2 separate regions of the Homo sapiens genome follow, and region 2 is linked to region 1. Evidence: chromatin loops called from intact Hi-C (ENCODE). Cell type or tissue: PC-3. All regions are shown on one strand. Each heading gives the region's core, and the rest is flanking DNA. Links, peaks and the distances in the headings are about the cores only. Region 1 overlaps HSD17B12 (hydroxysteroid 17-beta dehydrogenase 12). Region 2 overlaps LOC124902807 (potassium/sodium hyperpolarization-activated cyclic nucleotide-gated channel 4-like).

The links. A loop is a pair of places that touch in the nucleus more often than their neighbours do. Peaks named below come from ENCODE experiments on the same cell type or tissue, not always from the same donor. Only the 100,000 strongest peaks of a DNase experiment are listed, where the experiment ranks them.
Region 2: it touches region 1 in a loop (5-fold over the local background); 2 of 110 quality-filtered maps call a loop at or near these places.

The regions. Positions count from the first base shown.
Region 1 is chr11:43,733,583-43,743,387 of GRCh38, forward strand. The region is part of intron 1 of HSD17B12 (hydroxysteroid 17-beta dehydrogenase 12); the gene reads left to right. It also overlaps the pseudogene PHB1P2. Among named protein-coding and RNA genes, the nearest start is that of HSD17B12, 58 kb to the left of the region's middle. In PC-3, for the core only: a CTCF peak has its summit at 2,640; a DNase peak (open chromatin) is centred at 2,519; H3K4me3 peaks cover 1,093 bases; H3K27ac peaks cover 3,569 bases.
Region 2 is chr11:43,569,604-43,579,408 of GRCh38, forward strand. It overlaps LOC124902807 (potassium/sodium hyperpolarization-activated cyclic nucleotide-gated channel 4-like), which reads right to left. Exons shown (of 3, transcript XM_047428006.1): 2 at 9,771-9,805. MIR670HG (MIR670 host gene) reads left to right here. Exons shown (of 2, transcript NR_131246.1): 2 at 164-797. It also overlaps a transcript of HSD17B12 not described here. Among named protein-coding and RNA genes, the nearest start is that of MIR670HG, 5.2 kb to the left of the region's middle. RefSeq lists an enhancer at 5,752-6,494 and silencers at 7,416-7,710, 9,606-9,655, 9,756-9,805. In PC-3, for the core only: a CTCF peak has its summit at 7,621 (motif pointing right); a DNase peak (open chromatin) is centred at 9,378; H3K4me3 peaks cover 787 bases; H3K27me3 peaks cover 4,299 bases.

The sequences.
Region 1 (9,805 bases), core at 1-5,000:
TTACTTCCCAAATTCAAGGAATGATACACCAAGAAAAATAGCAATTTCTGTCCCTTTCCTGATCTAGCCCTTGGTAAAAAGCTAATCTTTAGTAACTTTTAAAAAAAGGGGTTTAGGGGGAATTCATGTGGAGGTCAGAGTGGAAGAAGGTGTGAGAGGGCCCAGCAGAAGAAAACTTGGCTGCCAAAGTGTTTGAGTCCATTGGCAAGTTTGGCCTGGTCTTAGCCGTTGCAGGAGGTGTGGTAAACTCTGCCTTATATAATGTGGATGCTGGGCACAGAGCTGCGATCTTTGACCAATTCCATGGAGTACAGGACATTGTAGTAGGGGAAGGGACTCACTTTCTCATCCCATGGGTACAGAAACCAATTATCTTTGCTGTTCTCGACCACGTAATGCTCCAGTCATCACTGGTAGCAAAGATTTATAGATTGTCAATATCACACGGCGGATCCTCTTCCGGCCTATCGCTAGCCAACTTCCTCATATCTTCACCAGCATCGGAGAGGACTATGATGAGCGTGTGCTGCCGTCCATCACTACCAAATCAAGTCAGTGGTGGCACGCTTTGATGCTGGAGAACTAATCACCCAGAGAGAGCTGGTCTCCAGGCAGGTGAGCGACGACCTTACGGAGCGAGCAGCCACCTTTGGGTTCATCCTGGACTACGTGTCCTTGACACATCTGACTTTCAGGAAGGAGTTCACAGAAGCCGTGGAAGCCAAAAAGGTGGCTCAGCAGGAAGCAGAGAGGGCCAGATCTGTGGTGGAAAAGGCTGAGCAGAGGAAAAAGGCGGCCATCATCTCTGCTGAGGGTGACTCTAAGGCAGCCGAGCTGATCACCAACTCACTGGCCACCGCAGGGGACAGCCTGATCGAGCTGTGTAAGCTGGAAGTCGTGGAGGACATTGCATACCAGCTCTCGCTCTCGGAATATCACCTACCTGCCAGCAGGGCAGTCCGTGCCCCTCCAGCTGCCCCAGTGAGGGCCCACCCTGCCTGCATCTTCACGGGCCAACTGGCCACAGCCCCGATGATTCTTAACACCGCCTTCCTTCTGCCCCCACCCCAGAAATCACTGTGAAATTTCATGATTGGCTTAAAAAGTGAAGGAAATAAAGGTAAAATCACTTCAGAAACCCCATCCCCCCAAAAAATGGGGGGGCAGGGTTAAAAGAAATTCAAGTAAAATTCTCATTACATAAAATTAACCATTAACGAATTCACAGTGTACGATTCAGGGGGCTTTAGTACATTCACACTGCTGTGCAACTTTCACCTCTATCTAGTTTCAAGGTATTTCTACCACCCCAAAAGGAAACACCATACCCACTAAGCAGTCCCTCTCTATCCTCCCATCCACAGTCCCTGGCAACCACTAATCTGCTTTCTTCCTCTATGGACTTACCTATTTATTCTGGATGTTTCGTGTAAATAGAATACATTTTGTGTCTGGCTTCTTTCATTAAGCATGATGTTCATATATAAGGTTCATCCACATTGTAGCATGTATCAGTACTTAATCCCTTTTTGTGGCTGAATAATATTCCATTGTATGTATATACTACACTTTGTTTATTCAGCCATCATTTGTTGGACATTTGAGTTGTTTCTACCTTTTGGCTATTGGCAGTGGTGCTGTTAGGAACATTCATATACAAGTTTCTGTTTGAATACAGGTTTTCAGTTTTGGGGGCTATATACCTAGGAGTGGAATTGCCAGGTCATATGGTATTTCTGTTGATCTTTTTGAGGAACTCCCAACCTGTTTCCTTCAGTGGCTGCACCATTTTATAGTTCTACTAGCAATGTACAAGGGCTTTAATTTCCCCACATCCTCACCAACACTTAATTTACATTTTAAAAAATTACGGTCAACCTAGTGTGTCACTGTAGTTTTGATTTTCATTTCTCTAATAATGTTGAGCTTTTTTCTTATGCCTGTTGGCCATTTGTATATCCTCTTTGGATAAATGTCTATTCAAGTCCTTTGCCCAATTTTAAAATTGGATCATCATTTTGTTACTGAGTTGTACAAATTCTTTATATATTCTAGATAATAAACCTTTATTATATAGATGATTTGCAAATGTTTTCTCTCATTCTATGTGTGGGTTGTTGTATTAGTATGTTTTCACACTGCTGTAAAGAACTACCTGAGACTCTGTCATTTATAAAGAAAAGAGGTTTAATTGACTCACAGTTCTGCATGGCTGGGGAGGCCTCAGGAAACTTACAATCATGGTGGAAGATGAAGGGGAAGCAAGGCATGTCTTACCTGGTGGCAGGAGAGAGAGATCGAGGGGGAACTGCCACACGCTTTTAAACCATCAGACCTCCTGATAACCCACTCACTGTCACGAGAACAGCATGAGAATTCCTATTTTCATGAGGCCCCTTCCGTGTTACTCCCACATTTTGGGTATTCCCAAAGGAAGCCACAAAGTAGTTTGAATCAGATCACACTGAGGCATAAAGATTGATAGCCTTTTAATTCTTATACATGGGTTTGCATTTTTAAAGAGGATGTGGCATTAACCAAAATGAATCATTATTTGGAAGGGTTTTTAGTTAACCAAATAAAGTGAAAAAATCAGGCAGAAGGCATTTTTGGGTTATGGTGCCACCAGAAGGAATCGCAGGGCCTTGCCTGGAAGTCGGCCCAGGGGAGTAACTGCCTTTAAGCAAATCTGCTTTTCACAGTTTTTTTTTTGTTTTCGTTTTTCTGTTCTGGACCTATAGATGCTTTGAATTTTTGTTATTGTTGTTGTTTGGGTTTGCCAGTTTTTTAAGTGACAAGTAGAACAGTCTGCAGTGTCTGGTTGGGTCAAAAGAAGGGGAGTAAAGAGTCGAAGAGAGGGCTGCTCAGTGGGGAACCTGAAAGGACTGAGTGGGAAAAAGGGGACTCTGTATTGGGACAGGACATTTGTAAACTGGGCATTTTCTTTCTATAATAATCTACTGTTCTTGAAGAAAGATGTGTGCTTCCTCATACCATGGGATTGTGGAAAATGCCCACAATATCTGGGTGTATGCATAAACTAATATTTTTCTGTAAAATTATTTTTATAATATGATTAGGAGAACAAGTTAGAGTGGTCTTATATTGCATCACTTTCACTGTTTGTCTTTAATAAAAATGGAGGAAGTTGCTGCTGTTTTATTAACTTGCACCCTGCATGCTTCTCTTCTTTGTTCTTTGTTAAATATGAGCTGGCGTGTGTTAAGACTACGTTAGCATTTGCTCTCAGGGACTTCTGTGGTTTCTAAATTCAGCACTGCTAAGCCCCTACACTGTTTGCCTGAATCAGTTGAGACTGCTATTTTTAGCAACAAAAGGGAATTGAAATAGCAATTTTCTTTCCATGTAATAGATTCCCAAGAGGAATACTGATGCAAGCTCTCTATCATTTTCTATTCCTACCACCCTCCTCCCAAAGCCCTCAGAGGAAAGGCAGCTGTCATGGTTTGCGGCAGTATTAATCTTTAATCAATCGAGTGTTTTCTGCATTCAGGTGTTCGGGGGGAAAAAAGAGTCACAAGAAGGAACCTGTTTGGAATAACTAAGCTCTTAGGCATGGACTTTACAGTCAGAATTTTGTGGGTAGTGGCAGGGAATAGACAGAAGAGCTAAAAATAGTGAGTTTGCTTCCAGTGTTGCTCTAGTCTATTTTTGATGTTTGATTTTGATAAGGTTGATTGGGTTCTTACTAAAAATATCTGTTCCTAGCAAGTTGAGGACAAAAAGAGTAGAATATTTTTAACCTACACAAACTAAAGTATTTTTGTTGACTGTATAAAATCTGGAAGTGGAGCCCTGGTCAGTTGCCAGTATTTTATATAATCTGTAGCAAGCTAGACACTTCTGGATGCCAAGTTGGGCTATTCTTTATAGTTGTCAGTTTCCATCTTCTCAAAGGCTTGTAAATTTGGGTTCTAGTGTTATATTTGTGTATGAAGACATAAGCCTTTTTAAAAAATCTTCCTTTTTCCACTTTCCTTCTTTTCTTCCTCTACCTTATAGTGCCACCCATGACCATCATCTGTACTGTCCCAACCCACAGGGTTCTGGGTGATACCATATAGCTTTTTTCTGTGTATTGTTAAAAGCTACCCTAACTTATCCACGTATTTCATAGCAAAGTGGAATCTGAGGACACCAGTGTTAAATGAAGAAGCAAATCTTAGAGACAAGAATAGTGAACTGTCCGGCCAGGCGCAGTGGCTCACGCCTGTAATCCCAGCACTTTGGGAGGCCGAGGCAGGTGGATCACGAGGTCAGGAGATCGAGACCATCCTGGCTAACACGGTGAAACCTCATCTCTACTAAAAATACAAAAAATTAGCCAGGCATGGTGGCGGGCGCCTGTAGTCCCAGCTACTCGGGAGGCTGAGGCAGGAGAATGATGTGAACCCGGCAGGCGGAGCTTGCAGTGAGCGGAGATTGCCTGGGCGACAGAGCCAGACTCTGTCCCAAAAAAAAAAAAAAAAAAAATAGTGAACTCTCACTACTTTGGTAATTTAGCATGTTTGGTAAAGCATGTTTTGGTAAAACATGTTTTAGCATGTTTCACTGGCACATTATGAGTGAAGTAGTTCTCTCTAGCACTGAAAATCATCACTTGTCTCTTTTTTTTCTTTGACTTTTAAGTTCAGGGGTCCATGTGCAGGATGTGCAGGTTTGTTACAGAGGTAAACATGTGCTATGGTGGTTTGCTGCACAGGTCATCTCATCACCTAGGTATTAAGCCCAGAGTCCATTAGCTATTCTTCCTGATACTTTCCCTCCCCCAACCCCCACCCCCTCCAACAGGTCCCAGTGTGTGTTGTTCCCCGGAAATCATCACCTTTCAAGGACAGCCTCAGAATTCTTTGAAAGTGCAAATCTACAGGTTTATCATAAAGTTAAACTTCTCTCTGTTAAAGTTCTTGAAAATCTCACTTTTAGATGATTCTTGACGTTGAGAGGAGGCTGAAGAGTGTAGGGGTTGTGTAATTATTTCTAAATAAGGTGTGGAAAAAGCAGTGGGTAGGGTCATAAAAGGTTAGTTTTCCTTTTATAATCTCCATTCATTCACTCATCCATTCATACAGTAAAACCTCATTAATCACCTGCTTTTTGCCAGGTTCTGTGCTAGCAGTTAGACTGTGATGATCCAGACAGACCCTGCTCTTACAGAATCCTGTGTGATGAATGTCATGATGATATTGTCCAAAGGACGACCAGCATGGCTAGATAGTAGGAAAGAGAGTTTTATTGGCAATATCAGTTTGCAAAACAGAGAGTCTCCAGCATGAACCGAAAGCACTCTCCAAAACAAAAAGAAAAAAACTAGAGGTTTTATAAAAAGAAGAAATGTTACCTATTGCTCTTTGAGAAAGTTCACTGGCTTTGGGTAAGGGTTTGGGGAACTGGCAAGTCCTGATTGGTGAGCAACTGCTGTGGACAAAATTAGTTCCAGAGTTGCAGCAAACATAGATAAAACTGGTGTCAGGTTACAACGAGCAGTTTCAGCAGTCAAGCTTGCAGAGAATTACATTCTTGGAGCAATGTTTTGTACCCTAAGGGCTTTTCCCCCTGGCTTCTTGTCTCTGTTTCAGTCGGGTGTGACAAGAGTGACCCAACTGGCATGATCAGCTTTCACAAAGGGGGAGTTCGGAGTACTATGGGGCAGAGAATTCTGTATGAGGTTCTAAGTTAGTCTACAGGTCAAGGAAGGCTTAATGGGAGATGAGACGGTTTAACTGAAAAACCTCAAGGATGGGAGGGAAACACAGCTAGAAGTGTGTCTTAGTTCATTTGTGCTGCTATAATAAAATACATAAAGAACAGAAATGTATTTTCTCACAGTTTTGCATGCCAGGAAGTCCAAGATCAAGGTGCTGGTAAGTTCAGTTGTCTGGAAAGGGATACTGTGTGTTTCCAGGATGGCACCCTGTTGCTGCATCCTTCGAATGCTGTGTCCTCACAGAGCAGAAGGCAGAAAGTTGGCTGAAGGAACACTTCATGAAGATTCTTTTATAAGGGCCTTAATTCCACTCATGAGGGAGGAGACTTCATGGCCTAATCACCTCTTAATGTCTCCACTTCTTACTACTGTCACATTGGCCATTAAGTTTAACACCTGACTCTTGGAAGGGACACATTAAAACCATAGCAGAGTGTACGTTGGAGGTGTAGAGAACATTTTCGAAGAGAAAGCATGTTACCTTGGAGGAACTGTAAAAATTTCAGCACAACTGGGGCATGCTTGAGTGGAAGGAGGAAAGTGGTAGGAGTAAGGTCAGCTCATGGAAGACCTTGTAAAGAATGAGGGGAGTGAGAAGCCAGTGACAGGTTTTAGGCAGGGAAGTGAAGTTCAGATTTGCACTTTGGAGTGATTGTTTTGGCTACAATGTAGAGATTGAATTGGAGAGGAGTAAGAACGGGACCAGGCGAATGCGTTAGAAGGCTGTTAACAGTAGTTCTTGTGGGAGATGAATGATGGTAGCTCTAGGTGGTAGCAATGGGAAGAAGTGAATGAATTTGTGTTTCAGTTTTTATATAGTTGGCAAAAGGGAAATGTAACTTCTTGGCAGAGAAAAAATGGTGTTTGAGAAAGATAATTTTTAACTGTGTATAGCATGAATTGAGTGAGGAGGGATGAAAGATTCCTCGTACAAGTCCTTGTGTTTGGGATGATAGCGTAGATTGGGGTAGTAGTTGTGAGAATTACCTGGATGATATCAGTGACATACCTTGAGCAAATATTCTTATAATGATGTGAATATTATTTTGTTTTCATAATTTATTTTATTGACCGTTTACGCTTACTTTTCCGGGCCTATCATAGTTGCTTTAATAAGACAAGTTTATTTTTCACCCACTTTAAAGACTAGAACTTTTGTATATGTTTGATTCCTTATGATAAACAGTAAAAGAAGAAATGATTGGGATTTTAAAATGGCGTGGTAATTCAGTGGTGTTATCAGGGACCTTGATTCCTATGATACTGTTCCATTATCTTAGCCCATGGCTTCAACCCTAAGATTACTTCATGGTTCAAGAGACTACTGCAGCTACAGCCATCACTTTAGAATTGACTAGATGAAGGGCAAAAGGGGCCTGTCTCTGCCAAGTCAGCTTCCATTAAGCAGCCTTTTTCAAAGTCCTTCACAACCTTGCTTCATGTTGTTCCCTGAAATTAATCATATGGCCACTGCTAGCTGGTAGGGAGGTTGGAATATAAGTCCTTATTCCAGGCCACAATATGCTGGGTTAAAAATCAGTATTCTCCTGCAAAGGAAGAAGGGAAGAATGGGTATTAAGGAAGGCAACCAGCAGGCTCTGGCCCAGATGTGCATTTAACACATGAAGGATGGCCTCCCCAGGGTAGTTTTTGCACATTGTATCTTATCATTTCAGTGTTGCTGTGAATGCTTCGTTTTTTTCATTTTAAGAAACCACAAAAAACAAGCAGTACTTCTGATTTGGATGACTTGGAAGCTGGTCTTTGTTTTATTTGGTTTTCATTGAAAATTGGTATTATAAGGGTGGGAGTGTTTAGATCAGTGTTTTCCAAAGATCAACCAAGAGATTATCTTAGGTACCACATTGATTAATATTTTTAAATTTTGACATTCATATGTTTTTTACACTAATAGTCTATGTTAATTGAAACTGATGGTCCTTTATAAGAAGCAATTAAACAGTAATCAAGTAATCAAGTTTTCTATTAAATTTTAGTTAAGAAAAAATTTCAGTTTTAAGAAAACTTAAGTGACCTTGAGAAACACTGATTTAAACAAGACTACCCTGATTTTGGAAAATTGGAGTAGATGAGTTTGCTGGCTCAGTTTACACCATTTTTCTATTCATAGTAGCAAAGGACTTTAAAAAAAAATGCAGTACATGCACATGGTTAAAAAATGCAAAGAGTTAAAATAATGATAAAAAGTAATCTCTTTCCCATCTTTCCCTAATCCCCCAGAAGCAACTATCAATAGACTTTTGATTTGAGATGTTATACTTTGGTTTACCTTTCTAAAATTTATGATGAAGAATTGACTCCCCAGACAATATAGTTTAATTTTAAAATAGTGAAAATCACACTATTATTTTATAAAAATAAAAAATTATTGAACTTAACTGAGGGATTTTCTTTTTCTTTTTCTTTTTTTTTTTTTTTTTGAGACGGGGTCTCGCTTTGTCGCCCAGGCTGGAATGCAGTGGCGCGACCTCGGCTCACTGCAACCTCCCCCTCTTGGGTTCACTCCATCCTCCTGCCTCAGCCTCCCAAGCAGCTGGGACTACAGGCGCCTGCCACCACGCCTGGCTAATTTTTTTGTGTTTTTAGTAGAGACAGGGTTTCACCACGTTAGCCAGGATGGTCTTGATCTCCTGACCTCATGATCTGCCTGCCTCGGCCTCCCAAAGTGCTGGGATTACAGGCGTGAGCCACCGCGCCCGGCAACTGAGGGATTTTCTATCCAACTACAGCTGCTATCTCTGCTACTACTGTTGGAAGACATATAGCTTTAAGGCAAAGGAAATATATATATATATATATATATATATATTTTTTTTTTTAAATTGAGACAGGATCTCACTCTGTCACCCAGGTTGGAGTACAGTGCCGCAATCATAACTCACTTCATCCTCAACTTCCTGAGCTCAGAGGATCCTCCTGCCTCAGCTTCCCGAGTAGGTGGGACTATAGGTGTGTGCTACCACATTGGCTAATTTTCTTGAGTTTTTTTTTGTAGGATTGGGGTCTCGCTATGTTGCCCAGGCTGGTCTTGAACTCCTGAGCTCAAGCATTCTTCCCACCTCAGCCTCCCAAAGTATTGGGATGAGCCACTGTGCCCCATGAAAATACCTTTAAAACCAAAAGCAGGACAACCCTTATTCCCACTGTCTTAAATAAACAAATTTGAATTTTTTCCATGTTTGTTGAGTAGGACTTTTTCTTTCATAATTGACTTAAACTTGGGTATGTTTGTATGTTATTGCAAATATAATACATTACCCATCATGTAACTTGTAGATCTAAAGGCTTTGTCATTTCCTTTGCTGGGGAAATGATACTTGGTCTCCCATTGCCTGACCACTGTGTATAACACTAATTATTGTAGAACTACAGTGGTGCTATAGAGATGGCTAAGAGAGGCCCAGGATTTCCAGTTTTTTTGTGTGTGTGTTTTTTTTTTGTGCCCATAAATAATTTTTACACTTCTCTGTTTTCTCAGAAAAAATATTTACTTGTGAGGTAATATTTGACTTACATGTAACTGGGCAGTGTTGGATTTGGTTTTGAGAAGTATGAGAAAATGGAAAAATGATATTTTTACCTGAAATATCAGAGGTTAAATTTTTAATATTTGTACAATGTAAAGTCATATTGTTTCTGCTTATATTTAAAGTCCTAACCATGAAATGGGTAATTTATAGAATATCTAATATCGAATGTGGACCATTGTATTCTCGATAGTCATACACATAATAGTTTCTGAAGACTGTTAGTTTCACTTAAATTTGATAGTTGCTAGCAGGAGATAGGAAAAAATGTTCTTGCTGGGCATAAATCTTTCTAAGTATGTTTAGTATCATTCTCAACTAAAGTTAGTGTACTTTGGTATAATATGCTTAAGAGGAACCTTGGGTGCTTCTAGTTTTAAAATGATGAAGTAGCAATACTTTTGACCTTTCATCTCTTGGAAATGTTCTCTAAAGGCTGGAAGAATAAGAAATGGAAAGCTCCATTTTGATGCAACTAGGGAACTTCTGTCATCCCTCATCCCCAGTCACAGCTATTGAAGGTGGTGGA
Region 2 (9,805 bases), core at 4,643-9,642, 160 kb before region 1:
AGCTTTGAGCATCTGCCCCCATGTTGCCCCCATCCCCAGTAAAGCCAAAATGGTCCCATCGAAGGAGGGGAGGGGAGAGCCTGGAAATGAACACTCCCAGGGAATTGTGAGTGATGGAATGTGGATTGCTGACACCATGTCCCTTTCCTCTTGCTTGTTGTAGGAGCGTCAATGACCAAGAGGAGACCAGATGAGTTTTCAAAGCAGTCCTCAAACACCCAGGACACACCTCATCCTTTACCTCGTGCTTTCTGCAATGTTGCTGTTCATGTTCATCTTCCTATTAACATTTGCCATAATAACCCCTCATTGACCACCATCATTCCTCCATCCACCACCAACTCAGCTCCTTCTCTAAAGTGCCCTCTAATGGGCAGTGGCTTTGGTCTCTGTTTGGCAAATTATGTCCAGAGGGTTAACATTAATTTCTCTTTCTCCTATTCCTCCCTCATGCTAGATTCAGTCCATCACTCAGCCTCCTGTCAGGAAAACCATAGCAAATCCTACTTTCTGCTAAAATGAAGTTACAAGACACTTTTCCAGAGTAGTCACACTCAATGAAGGGACCCAGGGTGTATCTGAGTGTGATGTAATTGAAACCACATGGAAAGACTAGAAATACCTTGCTCCCAGTCAGATATAGTGAAACAGCTTACTCAAGACTGGACTAAGATTTAGAATATAGGGGGGCTAGGGAGGAGAAAGAGAAAGATCCTCAGAAGTGGATTGTCCCTGAATACAGGATGAAATCATCTAGATTTTTTTCTCCAATTAAATTTGCATTTCATTCAACCACATTGCAATGGCTTCATACTGGGCATTTTCATTTGAGACCCAAGGCTTTTCTTCATGGGTCCTGAGCCACAGGTTCCTGGATGGTGAGGTAAGTGGCATTTGCCCGCACTGTCTAGGGTGGTTTGTAGTGCTTTGATAAACCCTGTGCTGATGAGTCAGATCCACCCTGTTAGGCCCTAAAATTTGTCCTCTATTGGTCCCTCTTTACCCAAATGCTCTTCAGGGATCCTAGCCCAGACATAGATGTTAGTCCAGCCTCACAATGTTAATTTAGACCTCTATAAAACCAAAACAGATCCTGAGGATTGACCAAACCAGAATTTGTTGTCTCTTTCTCAAAGACAATCACTACTACAAAAAGTGTAGCTCTCTGAAAACCCACCATACCTAGAAAGTGTATTTTCTCCCCTCCCCTTTTCTTTCTACTTTTATAGGTAAGCTAGCACTGATGGAAGATACCAGGTTTTCAAATGTGAACTGAAGTCTCTCTTCTCATGACAAGATTCAGATCCAATTCATTATTTAACTAATAGCCTCTCCAATAAGTACAAAAAATCTTGCCTATCCAGCAGATATGTTAGTCCATTATTCCTCTATGTCCCCCAGCCTATACTTATTAGACTAGGAATTAAAGAAATACAATCCCCATTCTTTACTCTTGGCCTACCAGATATAGTGATCCAAGCTTAGTAGATCAGCAGCTAATTGCAAGGCTGCTTTAATAGTGAATGAATAAAAAGTTCTGCTAATTCAGACCTACCCAACACCCATGAATTTGTGATTGAGCTATCTCTCTGCCTGCTGAATTCAGGTAGATAAACAACTGTCCTTCAACCACAAGGTTAAGGCTAAACTTATGCAGGTATCTCTAAACATGCTGCAGATTGTTCTTTTCTCTCTGTGGCCATGCTTCCCAACCCCTGACACCTTTCTATTTAGCCTCTGCTAAGCTCAAGTGTGCTGGAATCCTGATCCCTGCCCCAGCCTCAGCCCCCTATCATGTGCTTGCTTTAGCTCCCCTGTCTTTGCTGAGATCCTCACCATGAAACCAACTCTAGGTATTCCTGAGTGACTCTCTAGGTTCTCATTCTCTCCAATGTGCCTTTTATCAGCAAGGCATGGGAAAACCTATCATCTGGTTCTCCAAGGTGTCCAGCAGTTAGAATGGCTGAGAGGAGGGCATTTGAGTTTGCCCATCGATAATGGGGTTGTGCGAAAAGCAGATATTGTCTCAACTGTTCTGAAGTTGAACAATGTTACTTTCAGGTGAATAGACTGTTGAGACTATTTTGAGTTGTTGATGGCAACCAAAAAAAAAGGGGGAAGGGGTGGAATTACAGTCACTTTCCTCCAGCATCCAGTGGTCCTTAAAACTTTCACCCTCAAATCTCCAAATATGCTGGCTTCTAAGAAGTGCTTTCCAAGACCGAATATACTTCTTGATCAGGGTAAGTGATGAAAATGTGTATTTAACAAGGGGAGGGGATCTTGAAATAGCCTGAATTATGCATGCTGTGGCCTATCTACCCCCACCGTGCTAATGGCTCAGCCTATAAAGTTTTCAGAATCAGAAAAATAATCAGAGATGCTAGTTTCTGAAGGAGCGACGGAGGACTAGGATGACTAGCTAACTCAAGGTGCATGTAGACTTTCTGCTGTTCTTACTTTAGGAAAGGTTTCTTGGAAGACTGGACCAGGGAGTTCCTAATTCTTCCCTGGACCATCTCAGGGGCATCCTCGGTGTGAGTGGAAGCATGCTTGGATGCAGCAGCCTGAATGAATGTCAAGTTCACTGCATCTCCACCACAAACTGGTTGGTTTCAGGCAAATCCCTTGAGTTTTGGATGAGGCTAAACCAGCTAGGGCTTTCCTTGAAATAGGATGGAGGGGTCTCTTCTCACAGGCAGAGAGCCTTATTCAGGGGGCATCTATTCGCTAACAGGCTTCTTAGGAGGAATAGATCAGTCTCGTTATTCAGAAAATGTCTGAGAAAGTCCCAGACACCTCCAACTCCACATGTTGGGGGATAGACCTGGAATATTAAAGATCAGAGGTTGGAATCGAGGCAACATGATGGAGTGATGTGGCATGAGTATTGGAGCCATACAGATATGAATTTGATCTGATCCTTAGTTTTGTAACTTCAAGTTCTAAGACTTTTAGACAAGCTGTTTAAACGTTATGGTCTCCATTTCCCTAGCTTTCAAATGGGAAAAATAATAACTGTTTTGGGAGTGATTTCTATGCTCAACAAGCCTAAGGGGTAGGTACCATTATCATAATGACACCTAGAGAATTGCCTTAAGGATTAAATAAAGCTTCTTATGTAAAAGTGTCCGGCACAGTGTCTGGCATATAGTTGAAGCTGAAAAACTATTGGTTTCTTCTCTCTCCCTCTTTTCCTTAGGCCAAAATAGTTCTGCTCCCTGATGAAGACACCTTTAGGAAAAGAGGAATCCTTTTCCTAGACTTCCTCCCTGAGGGACTTCCCTTGGTTGATATCATGGGAGCTGGACTGTTTTTCCTTCTCCAAATCCAGTACATTACCTACTGGCATTTTTCGTGGTGCTTGGGGAGGAGACAGTCGACGCAGGCAGGAGTTTCTGGGCTTCGCTCACCCTGAAAGAGAGGAGACTCAGTTCTTTTCAAGGGCTTCGTGATAAGCAGCCTACTCCCACAAGCCCTCTGGGGGAGCATTGGGGGAACGAGTCCTCCTCATGCTTGGGATGCTCTGGAATGAGCTGGCAATGCAGAAGGCGGTTTTCACCTTGGACAGGTTCCACATCAGTCTATTCATTTGCAGGGTCTTTAGCTTGACTGCTCAGACAGGAATTGGGCACCACAGCCCTTAGTACAGGATGATGAGACAGCTCGGGAAGCCAATTTCACCAGCTCCAGCCCAGACATCCTCCAAAGGACCTGACTGAGGAGTAGGGGAAATGGAGATGCTAGCTATGGAGGTCTAACTTTCTGCAGATGTTTCTGCGGAGCTTCCAAGCCCCTCTCTGTCTTGATTACTGGAGCAAGACAGAAACAAGGCAGAGAGGCGCCCTCTTCTGGGAGGGAGGAGCAAAGACATTGAATCCACCAGGAAGCCGGCGTTACACCAGCATAATTTTGGCTGCTGCCCTTAAAGTTCTGATGTGCATTTCTTCCATTTCCAACGCTACCTTACTTGTTAGGACTAGATTCTGGGTTTGCTTAAAAGTTGTTAAGTGATTTTAAATGAATCTGTCTTGATCTCAACATCAGACACAATAACACTCAGCCACTATATACAGCATAGAAAGCAGTTACATTCTAAAGTGCCCTGCTCTGTATAGTTTCAATAGTCCAAACAGAAACCATGTGGCTTCTGTGAATGTGCCCACACACATGAATTTATGCTTACACATACCTAATTTCATATCTAAAAACATACCTACTCTGTGCCTTTAAAAACATGTTTAGCCTGACATTTTCATTAATCCAAGGAGACTTTATTGAAACACTGCCGGCGTCTCCTGTCCATCTGGCCACATTTGATGACCCCATGTGATAAGTCATCTTCAGTGCAAGAACCAGGGCCGCCTCCCTCTCATTGATATTTCTCCTGACTGCACACCTCCCAACTGCAGCAACATTCTCACATGCATGCATGTATGCAATCGTGAGCTAAAAATAAACAGCTGCTGATGGGCTGCCAGAGGGTGTCCTCCATACACAGCAGACGTCCTCTGTCTCCCTTTAGTAGGCACAGCTAAAGCCACAGACAGGAATTGAGGGTAGTGGATGGGCTAAGCTTAACCCCAAATCTCTCAGGCAAGTTACAAAGAGTAGGAGATCCTGAAAAGGGAGATGACACAGCTGAGGCCCATGATCATTCTCTCCCAGGCCTTGTGCCCCAAATCCAAGTGATAACCTCTGGAAAAGTGTTTACTGGCATCAAAGGAAACCATTGCAGGGAAGGTCGATAATTAGGGTTAAGAAAGAAGATCAGCCATTCCTCCAGCCATGATTGTAAATAGCTCTCTGCTTTCTGGTTTTCCCCCTCTCAGGGCAGAAGTTATCCAAGTGGATCTAGGATATGTGTGCATTTAAGGAGGGTGATTTGTGTGCATGTGGTTTTGTTCAGATCTTCCAATCTGCAAGAATTCTCCCCACCTCCATCACTCATCAATCAAGAAACCCTTTGTCATGCTGAGGTGTGGCATTTCTTCTGCTGAAAACCTCAGATTCAGACACACCCCACACACCCTGAGACACACACATCCACACACACATGCACACCCTTCCTCACCCTTAGGAAGCAAGCTCCATTCAGATTGGTTTAAAAATAGCACTAATCCATTGAGCTCATTTTTCAGGGACATTATTTTAAGCAGAAAAAAGATATCCTGGTCTTTGAGAGGGAGAAAGGGTAAACGTCACCTCGCCTTAAAAAGTCCTGATAATGTCGCTGGAGACTAAGCATTTGCAGTCTTTGTTGAATTTTCTCCTCCTCCTACCATTCAACAAAAGTTATTTATTCCAGAATACCCTGCTATCTGGGTATTTATAGAGGTGAGTTTCCTCTTCGGGTGGAGAGCAGAGGGGAAAGCCGCAGTAGCAAGCCGGACACTCCCCTCTGGGCGCTCCCCACCGCCAGAACTGACGCCTTCGAGGGCGGTGGATTTGTGAATCAGCTCCCCTTTCCCCCACACAGGGGAGCCCCTAAATGGCTGCTGGCCATTTGCAAAGGGTTGTGTGCATGTGTGTATTTAATTGCAGGCTTATTTGTTTCTGCTCTGGGAGTCTGTCCGTCTCTCTGTAACTCGGATCATTGCTCTCTGGGAAGCTGTATAACTGGCTGATTCCGTGGGAGACCAGGCAGGATGCGTGGGCGCAGGAAACAGAAGAGGGAAAAGGAGGGAGAAAAAGAGAGCAGGAGGGAGAGAGCGGGAGCCTTAGAATCTGTTATTTGCGTCACTCGAGGAGCCGGGGCTATCTGCCCGACAAACACACAGAATTAATCCGAGTTACAGCCATAGCTGTCTATGCTACAGTGACCAGATGAGAAAGGGCGGGGAAAGGACGCGCGCGGGAGCGTGTGCACGGCCGAGTTTGCATTGGGCGTCTTGGGAGAGTTTGGGGAGGGGGCTGTCCTGCTGGGCACGCCCCTCGGGGCCCCGCTTGCCCGGTGCAGACTAGGCTGCAGCCTGCTCTGCAGCTGCCCAGCCCAAGCCTGGGGTGGCGCCCGCCTCGGCCGCCTCGCCTGCTCAGTGGCTGCGTGGAACACAAAGCGCTGTCTCCGAGCAGAAGCGTCTTCTCAGCTGAACCAGACCCACCAAAGAGGAGAATCTGCACGTGACGTCAGTAGCTGATGACTGACGCAGGCTGGCAAAGGAGACTCAAGGCGGCTGCTCCGCGCTGCCTTCATGAGTCTATTTTCTCCAGCCCCCTCGTAGTGAATTACTAGAACGCAAAACACACACACAGACACACATATGCAGCTTTCAAAATATACATTTCCAAAGGCGGTGTGTTGCAAACACAACGCGATTTTGCAGAGCGTGGGTGGGAAACGTGGGAAGGGTATGGATGATTTTTTTTTTCCTCATCTGGGAATCTCCATCGTGGATAGCAATCGCTTCTAGAGCTCTCCTGGGAAGCTCCTCTGGGGAAGGGGCTATGCCCCCCCACCCCCTACTTTCCTCAGCATGTAGGGAATCTGATCAATGGAGACATGCAGCTCTAAGAATACAACCACTCCAACGCCTTCTGCTCGGGGAGACTGCGAGGAGCTTGCAACAGGCAGAGACAGATGGGAGTTAACGGGAGGGAGGGAGAATATAAGAAATATTTGGGTATTTTTCTGATTTGAAAAACATTTTCTGCAGTTATGCAAGTGAGTCTGGTGGTGCAGGAAAAAAAAGTGAGGAGGGGGCGTTTAATGCACATTTAATGTTTTGGAAGTAAGGTTCCAGCGAAATGCCTTTGTGTGTGGAGGTTTTTTCAGTACTTGCTAAAAATAGCATCAGGGTTTGATCGTGTTCCAGAAATAAACCGAGGGCTGTACTGGGATAAAAAGCCAGCGCGGGTGGAAGAAAACCTGGACATCACCGCATTCCTCCCCCCACAACTATGTCTGGAAATTAATTGTTGGATTTTTCCTCTCCTCTCTCCTCTTTCCATCCACTTTCTCTTTCCTCCCCCTATGTTTCTCTTTCTCTCTCTTAAGGAGTTCCCGTTTGGGTAAGTAATATTATGTCATGTGCATGCCGCAGACTGTGAGTATGAGCTGACGCTTACTTTGTGCATGCTCCGGGGTTCTTTTTTGGCTGCCTTTTTTGCCCCTTCTAAAGAGGATAGTGGGACTGACTAGGGGGTAAGGGGTGTAGCTGTGTGCGTGTGTATGTGTATAATGAATTTGGGGCTGCATGCAAAGAAACCGAGAGAGGGAATTCTTGCAGAGCCGGGAATCACCCTGACGAATCTCTGAATCAATAGCTGCTGCAACTCTCTCTCGCGTTATGGGTCGGCGCTGTTGAGCTCGGTTTTCTCGATGGCCCCCTCCCCTCCCCATTTTCTCTGTCTTAAAGGATGGCCAGACACGATTTAATGGGCCATATCTCTGAGAGATTAATGGAGACTGTGCAATATAGATCAAAATTGCATGGATGGGGTTGGGTAAAGAGAGGGAAAAATCTCTACTCCTTTGACAAACCTCCCTTTTGGTTCCGGTCCGGGAACTAAGGACGGCGACCCTGGTTCGGGCTGGCCCAAGACTCGGTTGCTGTCCACGGAAGATAGGTGCTGAAAATGCCTTGGTCCTCAGTGAGTTCAGTTCCGTGCGCCAGGGGGCGGGGTTGGCGCCAGCTGCGGTTAGCCCCGCCCTGGATGCAGGAGAGGGATACGGGGACGAGAGGGTTAAGGATGTTCAAAGGGATAGTCGTGACTTCGGTGAGAGCTTTGGGGGGAAGGAGGGGTGAGTGGGAAGGAAAGGAAAAAAGATTTAAAGGAGGGGGAGCGAAGTGTTAGATTCGAGGATGAGCCAAGGCCCGGCGTTTCAGGAATGGAAGGCCAGTGGCTCACCGGCTTTCCCTGCAGAGGCCAGGCACTATCCGGGTCTCCATTCCCAGGATCCCGCACCTTCCCGCCAGTGGGTTTGAAAGATTTCTCCTCGGTGATGGTGACTCAAAATAAGAGCCTATAGGTTGTTTTATTCGGACCCTCGTCCCCTCCCACTTCATGCCCCCCATACCCCCGTATTCTGTAATTCCCGGGAGGTGTGTAAAGTAGTGTGGTGTGGCATTTTTCTTATTATTCCCCCCTTTTCGCATGCTAGTCATAGAAGCCCCAAGTGAGTTGGTGGAATTAGTGAATTAGAAGCCAAAGCACAGGAGTTGCTGGTGCGATGCGCAGAGAATCCAAGCTAGGGAACATCGCGGGGCGCCTTAAAGCCAAAAGCTAAAGGAGTCTAAATCAGCCTGAAGGGAAATTGGGGAGGAGGTGTTCTCTAAGTTGCCAAATGTTATTGGGAATACCATCAGCTCTCTGGGGTTGTGGGCTGGACCCAGACTGAGATTCAGTGCAGTCAGCTCCAGACACTTTGGCCGAATCTGTGGCCAGACAGGTGAGGAGGGAGGAAGATTATCAGAGGCAGAGGGGGAATGAGTATCACGCGCACACAAAGACATTCATGCTGATTAACTCCAGGAGAGGGAGAATAAAAGTACATCCTCAAGCTGGCCCGTGAGGATGGGCTGTAGACTGTGGGAGAAATGAAGCACTCTTGCAGGTCTGCAGTAAGATTTGTGTACGTGCAGGAATATTTTATATGTTTATTAAAAAATATAAACTCGGGACGGTGAGGTAAGTATTAGTGGGGCTAGCCTTCAGGACAGAGAAGAGACCAGGTCTCTCTGCTTCATTCACCCCTTCCCTTCTGTCAACAGCCTCTGGCTTTAGTGACCTGACCCCGATACAGGGTAACAGGGGTGCAGCCCGGGCCGGGGGATGAGAGGGTGGGTGAGTTATGTTTAGCTCAGAAGCCGTCCCTCTCTCGGAAGGTTCCCTGACTGAGACTGAATATTCAACTCATAATAGTAACAAGGGCTTTTACCGATGTGCAGAATAACACAAATAACGCTGCAACCCACACTTTGTCTTGACAATTCAGTTCAAACCAAAGCTGCTCACAGCCTCTCGGCCCACCCCGCGGCCTCCTCGTCATTCACTGGGACCTACTGGTTCCCTTTCCCAAGCCTCGCCCCTCTCAGCCCTGCAAGTTGCGTGGTTGTGTTTACAAATTCTGCCACAATTGCAAAGGAAATAGGGGTGGGGGGAGCGGTCGGGGCGGGAGTGGTGGTAGCGCCAATAAAGCACTTGCAACACGTGGAGCGGTGGTTGGGGGGAGGTGTCCAAGAGTCAAGAAGGGGGCGGAGGGACACCCCATGGCCTCATTTCCACCTCCCCATTCTTCCCCACCCCTTCTCATTGCTTGGCACAATGCACAAGTTTACCCCCCGAACTGGATCCTATTAAATAATTCAATGGTAGCGGTGTAATTTTGGTTGGAACCAGCACGGATTCCCAAGTCGTGACTGCAAAAAGTGAGTAATGCGCGCTGGCTGCGTCATGGCTCTAGTCACAGTTCATTCCGAACTGAGAAGGAATCGTGACTTCGCCTGGAGACGTCCCCTACATGGGAGATGGGGGGCGGGGGGGCACCAAATCAGTGGGGACGGGGGTGGGGGGGAAGACCTATCCAATGAAAACCGCTGCCAGGGGGGCATTTGAACTCCGTCGCTTGCTGTCTCGCTGTCCCCTCTCTGCCCCGCGCACCTCGCTCCCCCTCCCGGCCGGCGCTCGCAGTGGCGCGCCTGCTCGCTCTCCCGCTAAGCGACGAGTCTTCAACAAGTTGGAGGAAGGCAGGAACGCAGGGGTTAAGCTCGGAAAGCCGCAATTACCAAGATCGTGACCCTCCCACACAGTACAGTAACTTATATACTTACCTGGAAGAACCCGCTTTGCCGCCGGGCAAACACCC